Linked DNA regions of Mus musculus: region 2 is linked to region 1. A link is a loop called in an ENCODE intact Hi-C map of the cell type or tissue named here. Cell type or tissue: gastrocnemius. All regions are shown on one strand. Each heading gives the region's core, and the rest is flanking DNA. Links, peaks and the distances in the headings are about the cores only.

The links. Hi-C counts contacts between places; a loop is a spot of excess contacts. Peaks named below come from ENCODE experiments on the same cell type or tissue, not always from the same donor. Only the 100,000 strongest peaks of a DNase experiment are listed, where the experiment ranks them.
Region 2: a loop joins it to region 1, with 2.4 times the contacts of the local background. A loop is called at or near these places in 1 of 42 quality-filtered maps.

Annotation. Positions count from the first base shown.
Region 1 is chrX:11,488,883-11,491,790 of GRCm38, reverse strand. All of the region lies in intron 5 of Gm39496 (a long non-coding RNA gene), which reads left to right. Among named protein-coding and RNA genes, the nearest start is that of Gm39496, 35 kb to the left of the region's middle. In gastrocnemius, for the core only: no CTCF peak of the experiment used is centred there; a DNase peak (open chromatin) is centred at 1,401.
Region 2 is chrX:11,442,209-11,445,116 of GRCm38, reverse strand. No RefSeq gene overlaps it. Among named protein-coding and RNA genes, the nearest start is that of Gm34138, 6.5 kb to the right of the region's middle. In gastrocnemius, for the core only: a CTCF peak has its summit at 1,268; a DNase peak (open chromatin) is centred at 600; H3K27ac peaks cover 1,237 bases.

The DNA.
Region 1 (2,908 bases), core at 93-2,592:
GGGTCTTTTCCACTCTGATTGCCTCCAGTTCAAATGAGATTGGGCTTATTTGATTCAGGTGGATCTGTGGAACAAAGAGAGAGAGAGAGAGAGAGAGAGAGAGAGAGAGAGAGAGAGAGAGAGAGAGAGAGAGAGAGAGAGAGAACCTTCTTCAGAGCTACACAGTGTGTGTGTGTGTGTGTGTGTGTGTGTGTGTGTGTGTGTGTGTTGGACCATCATCTGTGAATCCACAGTTATAGAATGTGCAGGGCTGCGTGGGTTTTTAAAGCTTTATTTGAATCCTGATGCTCTATAGACAGGCCAATTATTTCTCCCCTGGGGAATGCAGGCCCAGAGCCCGGTGCCCCACCCCTCCTGAGGGTGTGTGTGGAGCAGAGCTTTGTATGGTAAAGAGGGGTAGGGAGGAATGTAGCTTGCTGCACGTCGTGCTAAGGGGTGGGGGTGTCCCTTTCACAGTGGCTCGCTGAAGTTTAGAATAGGAATGTGTGGTTCTCCCATTTTCTGGGTGAGGGAGAACTAGGGAGGGCATTTCAAAAAAATAAGGTTTCCAAACACTGTTTCGCTGTCTCAAAGCCCCTTCGAGGTCAGGAGGCATACATACTTTGAAGGAAGAATTTGGAACAATCTGGCCCTCCCTTGCTCCCCCTGACTTTGTGTCATCTTTTGAGACCCTCACAAGAATGTGAGGAGGCTGCAAGTGGACTACAGTCGGAAGGGGGAAGCACTCTCCGTAAGGTGCACCTTAGGCTTGGATCTATTTCAAGTGAAAATTGGTGGCTTTCTCTATGTCACCAGCCCCAGAGACATATCAGTGTGTCCTAACCTGATCATTTCCAATAACACGTCAATCTAAGGTGGCCACATCCCAAACACACTGTCACTGGCCTTGAGGCAACCAGACTAGGAAGAGTGAGGGGGCAGGGTTGAAGGTTTGGAGGTGCTCCTTCTTCATGGTGGGGTGTGGTGGGGGTGGTTGTTCTCCAGTGCTTTCTGGAGTCCTAGTAAAGCCAGATAGCCTGTACCACTAGCAGTGCAGAGCCTTCATGTGGGAATGATGGGAAGGGAGGTGAGGGGGGCATTTGTTTCCTTTCTGCATGCTGTGAGTCTTAGGGCTTCAGGAAAATTCAGGCAAGCAAGTCCCCTACCCCATGCTGTTAGGATGCCTTTGCTGGCTCCAATTCACTGCTTTTCTTCCAGCCTCATTTTTCATTCATTCATCTGGGATTAATCACACCCTGTGACCAATACAGAAGGGGAAGAACAGGGCACTGTCCTTGCCTCCAAGGACATAGAGGAAATGGGGGGCAGATGCTAAGGGTAGTGAGTACCATTCACAAAGCTGCCTCTAAGTGGCCTGGTCAGCTGAGGGAAAGGCAGCTAGCTTCTCTGATGGGGAATGGGGATGCAAGTGAGTGGGGGAAGTGCATCAGAAGCCGACTTTGGCACTAGGCCTTGAAGAATAAGGATTTCACAGTGGAAAATGACATTCCAGGCGTTAAGCATGAAGGAACCGTTCTGCAATGAAGAAGGGAGAGCTGCTCTAATTATAACTGACACACTGATTTAAACATTTATTCACTCCAGCCACACAAATACACACGTGCACATGCACTCGCAGCACAAACAGCAGGGTGGGGGCATTCTGGGGACCCCACCTTGAGTTGCAGCTGCAGTCAGTGTAACAGAGAAGACCTTTTCTTGACTGAATATAACATCGAATGTGACACAGTTGTCTACTACACATGCCAATGACCTGTGGTCTGTGGCTGAGGACTGGTGGCAATGCCTCTTGCTTTGTCCAAAGCTGGGGCGGGGGTGGCCAGAATCCCAGGAACACTGGTTGGAAATTAACCAGAGGGGGAGCATAGGATTCACTACTGTGAGGTGAGCGCATGAGACTGGATGGACAGATTGCTCCAGACAGGGCCTTGGACTCCAGCAGGGCTCTGCATTAGAAGTTTGCTGCCAGTGGGTGTGGATGTCACCGGGTGAAAGCAACTCTTCTTTGCAATGCCAAGAAGGAGCTCAGCTGGGCATCTTTAGCAACTGCCACCAGCAGCTAGGAGATGGCAAGGGGACTTCAGAGGTGATGCAGATACTATGGTTGTTAAGAATCTGCTGCTTGGAGTCAAAGAGGTGGCTCAGTGATACAGAGTGCCTATTGCTTTTCAGGAGGGCCCAATTTTAATTCCAAGCATTGGATGGCTTACAACTGCCCGTAACACTAGCTCCAGGGGGTTCAATGTATGGAAACCAGCACACATCAACACACACACACACACACACACACACACACACACACACACACACACACACACAGAGAGAGAGAGAGAGAGAGAGAGAGAGAGAGAGAGAGAGAGAGAGTTTAAAAATAAATCTTTTTAAAAATGAATTATCCGTTTCAGGTCATGGTCTCTGGATGGAAAAGAGAGGACCCATAATGGGTTTCTAGGTTTCCCCAGATGGGACATGATGGCTCATGGCACTGCCTTGGGTCTGTGAAGCATCTCTGCTTCCCTTCAGTAATTTCCAATGACACACAGAAAAGTACCCACAGTATTAATTGTAACTCTGCGCTCGCTCTCTCTTTCTCTCTCCAAACCTAGAGACTTGTATGTATTAGCCAAGCCGAGCAACTCTACCAATGAGCTCTATCCTCAGACCTTGGGCTTTTGTTTTATTTTATATTTTGAAACAGAGTCTCTTTACAAAGCCCAGACCGGCCTTGAACTCATGATCCTACTTGCCTCTACCTCTTGAGTACTAAGATTACAGATGTGTACAATTATACCCAGCTGTCCTTGGACTTCATTCAACTTTGTTATATTCTGCAATGATTGTTCTGACTGAGTCTAGGCAGAAGGCACCATGCATACCACACATGCAGTTCTACTCCCCAGTTCATTAA
Region 2 (2,908 bases), core at 147-2,646, 47 kb after region 1:
GGAATCCAAGTTCACTGCCCATCTTGGGCATCTTCCTCAATTTACTGTTTATCAAATGCTTAATGATCCAACCTGTTGTCCAAGTTTCCATGAACAGAAGTGCATACACCTTCACTTGAGGGCTGCACTATGGCTACTGTCATTGTAAAACATCTGGCAGAAACGAGTCTCCATTTACCCAGGTGTATCTCTGCTAATAAGACAGTCCTCCCTGAAGCCTAGAACATGAGAAAGAGCTAGATCCATCTTCTAGTCTCCTAGAGAGGATCAGGTAGCCATGATGACCGCCTTCTCCAGGAGCAAGACATAGCTGGTCCTGGGGCTTACATGGTAGCAGTAACCTAGAGTGCTTACAACATCTGCAGAAGGAAGGCTCCCTCAGGGGCTCAGGGGCCAGGAAAATGCAAGTCCTGCTTAACTGTCGCCCAGCAACGCCACATGCAAACATTTGCTGACAGGAAGAGGAGAGTGGCTTTAAAGCTGCCTGACAGGGAGGTGACCGGGCAGCAGGAGAGGAAGAGGTAGACGGTGTGTAATTGCCAAGTCGGAAGGCTGGCCTGTGGCCAATGCACTGAATTTAACCACCCGTGTAACTGCCCTCCACATCCAAGGAGAATACCGCCTGCGGCCATGTTTCCAGGCCTGGTGCCCTGTCAGGCTAGGTTGACACAGTGAGGACATAGTAAGGTCAACTTTCAGCTTGGCTTCTCACTGAAGGACCCAACCAGTTCTGGCTTTCGGGTGCCTCCTGGACCTGGGCCATTCTTGCTTCATTTCCATAGCTGGTTGTCCCCAGACCTTTGCCAGCTCATGGCTCTAGAGCCAGCCTTGAGGGAAGAAGTGCCCTCCGCCCCACCCCCATGCTGTCTTTTGGCAATGGAAGGCTTAAGGTTAAGGTTATGGCAGAAAAAAAGAGGTTGTGGCTTCTGGGTCAGTTTAGAGCATCTAGAAAATTCTTCCCTTGGAAGTCTAAAGAGTCTCTTCTAAGCTCTTTCTCCCACAGCTGCCAGTCAACTGTAAATTAGCCCTGAAGCTTCTTCAAACACCCCCCCCCCCCCAGTGGCTCCACAGCAGGGGGAGGCAAGGTGAAGCTGTGGCCTGGAAGGCAGAAAGGCTGCTCTTCCCTGGCCTGTAGAAGGTCACTGGCCAGGGAGCTGTGAAATTTGCTGGCATTCTCAGAATTTCTAAGACACAATGATTCCCAAGAAAGCATATTCAAGCTTTTAAATGTATACTGCTGTTTAAGAAGCTCCGAGGACAGGCAGGAACAGTGGCAACTGTCTTTGGCTCCCCCAGTGGCCTGTCATTACCCACAGCTCCGGGAGCTGAAGGCTGCACTCCAGCAAGCTCCCTGTTTATCAAGGCATTAACACTGACATCTGCAGACAACTTCTGCTCAGGCCCGCCAGCGGGGAAGAACGATGGGTTCTCCACAAGGAATGGCTGCAGATAAAGCCACCAGGGTAGGTCTGTGGCTTCCCTACCAACACTGTTGTGTCCTTTGATAGTGTAATGTAAGCCAAGCAGTTCAGTCCCCGTGGTGACACATATGCTTCTGTATGTACACACCCGTGTGAGTGTGACTCTGTGTAAATATGACTTTGCTCGTGCATGTGCAAGCAGACACACAGGTACATGTGCGCAGGTGGGAAACGTCTGTTGGAGAAAATGATGCCTGGGATGGATTCTCTAAGGAATATTCTGTGAATGGAGACAATTCCTCTTTCTTCTCTCTCAAGCCAGTAGTATGTATGTACAAGCTGTGTGTGGCACGCAATAGCTCCATTCCCTCTTTCATTATCCTCCCCTTTCGTTCCCTTCAGGACCTTAAACAAAACTTCTGGCCCCTTCCCTAGGGTGAGTGTGAATTCTGCTAACTTGCAATATGCTCCTTGCAGTTATGTAAGCCGAGGTCTTCAGTCCTTTTCACATCAGGAAGCCCACCAGTTGTCTTTTTCTGAGGACCCAAGCCATCTGGGTTTGGAAAACTTTAACTCTGTTGCAAGTCCCCTTTTGTCCTTTGCCCCTGCTCCTCAGCACGGCCTTTAGTGAAATGAACTATCTTGAGTTCAGCAGAGCATTTTGGATCTGTTTTTCAAGTCACATCCCTTACTTCATCCCCTATAGGTATATACATCTGGTTCTCAACCTTCGTCCTTTCTCTCGGTACCTCCAAGATCCTGGAATCCACAGCTCTGGCCTCAGCCTGTGGTCACTTTCAGTTGCCTAAATGCTCCTTCATTTCTGTTGCCACCATTTCTGCCAGTGCTGAGAACCATCAGAGTCCGTTATCACCTGCTTCCATCCAGTTCCCAGAAGTACACCAGCCTATTTCTGTGCTAGCCCGCCCATACACTGACTCTCACTTTGACCCACCTGCCATGTCACCTAGGACGTTCTTGAGGACTTCAAAGAACAGTACCCCTACCCCAGCCTTCACGCCTACCAGCCTCTTGACCTTTTTTTTATTTAGTGGCAGTGATTCTGGGGAACAAAATCCAGGGCCTTAGGCACACTAGCCAAGCAATCTGTCACTGAGCTACATGCTCAACCTAACTTTTGACCTTTGATCCCTCCTGCATACAGCCTTTTGGAGAACTCTTCTGCTGTGTGCCTACTCTACCTCCAGGCCTTTGTCTCGTCATTTTCTCCCTGACTAATATTGATCTAAATGACTTAAGAAACTCAAAGACACAGTTTGTGGTTTTGGAAAAAAAAATGATGGTCATGATTCAAACAGAAGTATTATTGAGACTGAATGGGCTCAAGGCCTGGATTCTCAGTGAAGGGGCTTTCGTTCATGTGCCTGCTCAGTTGGTAGCTGTGCCTCATCTTCATCATTTTCTTTCAGAAACAAAACAAAGCATCTCTCCAGCTGGTGTGGTTTAAATGATGTCAGTCACATTTT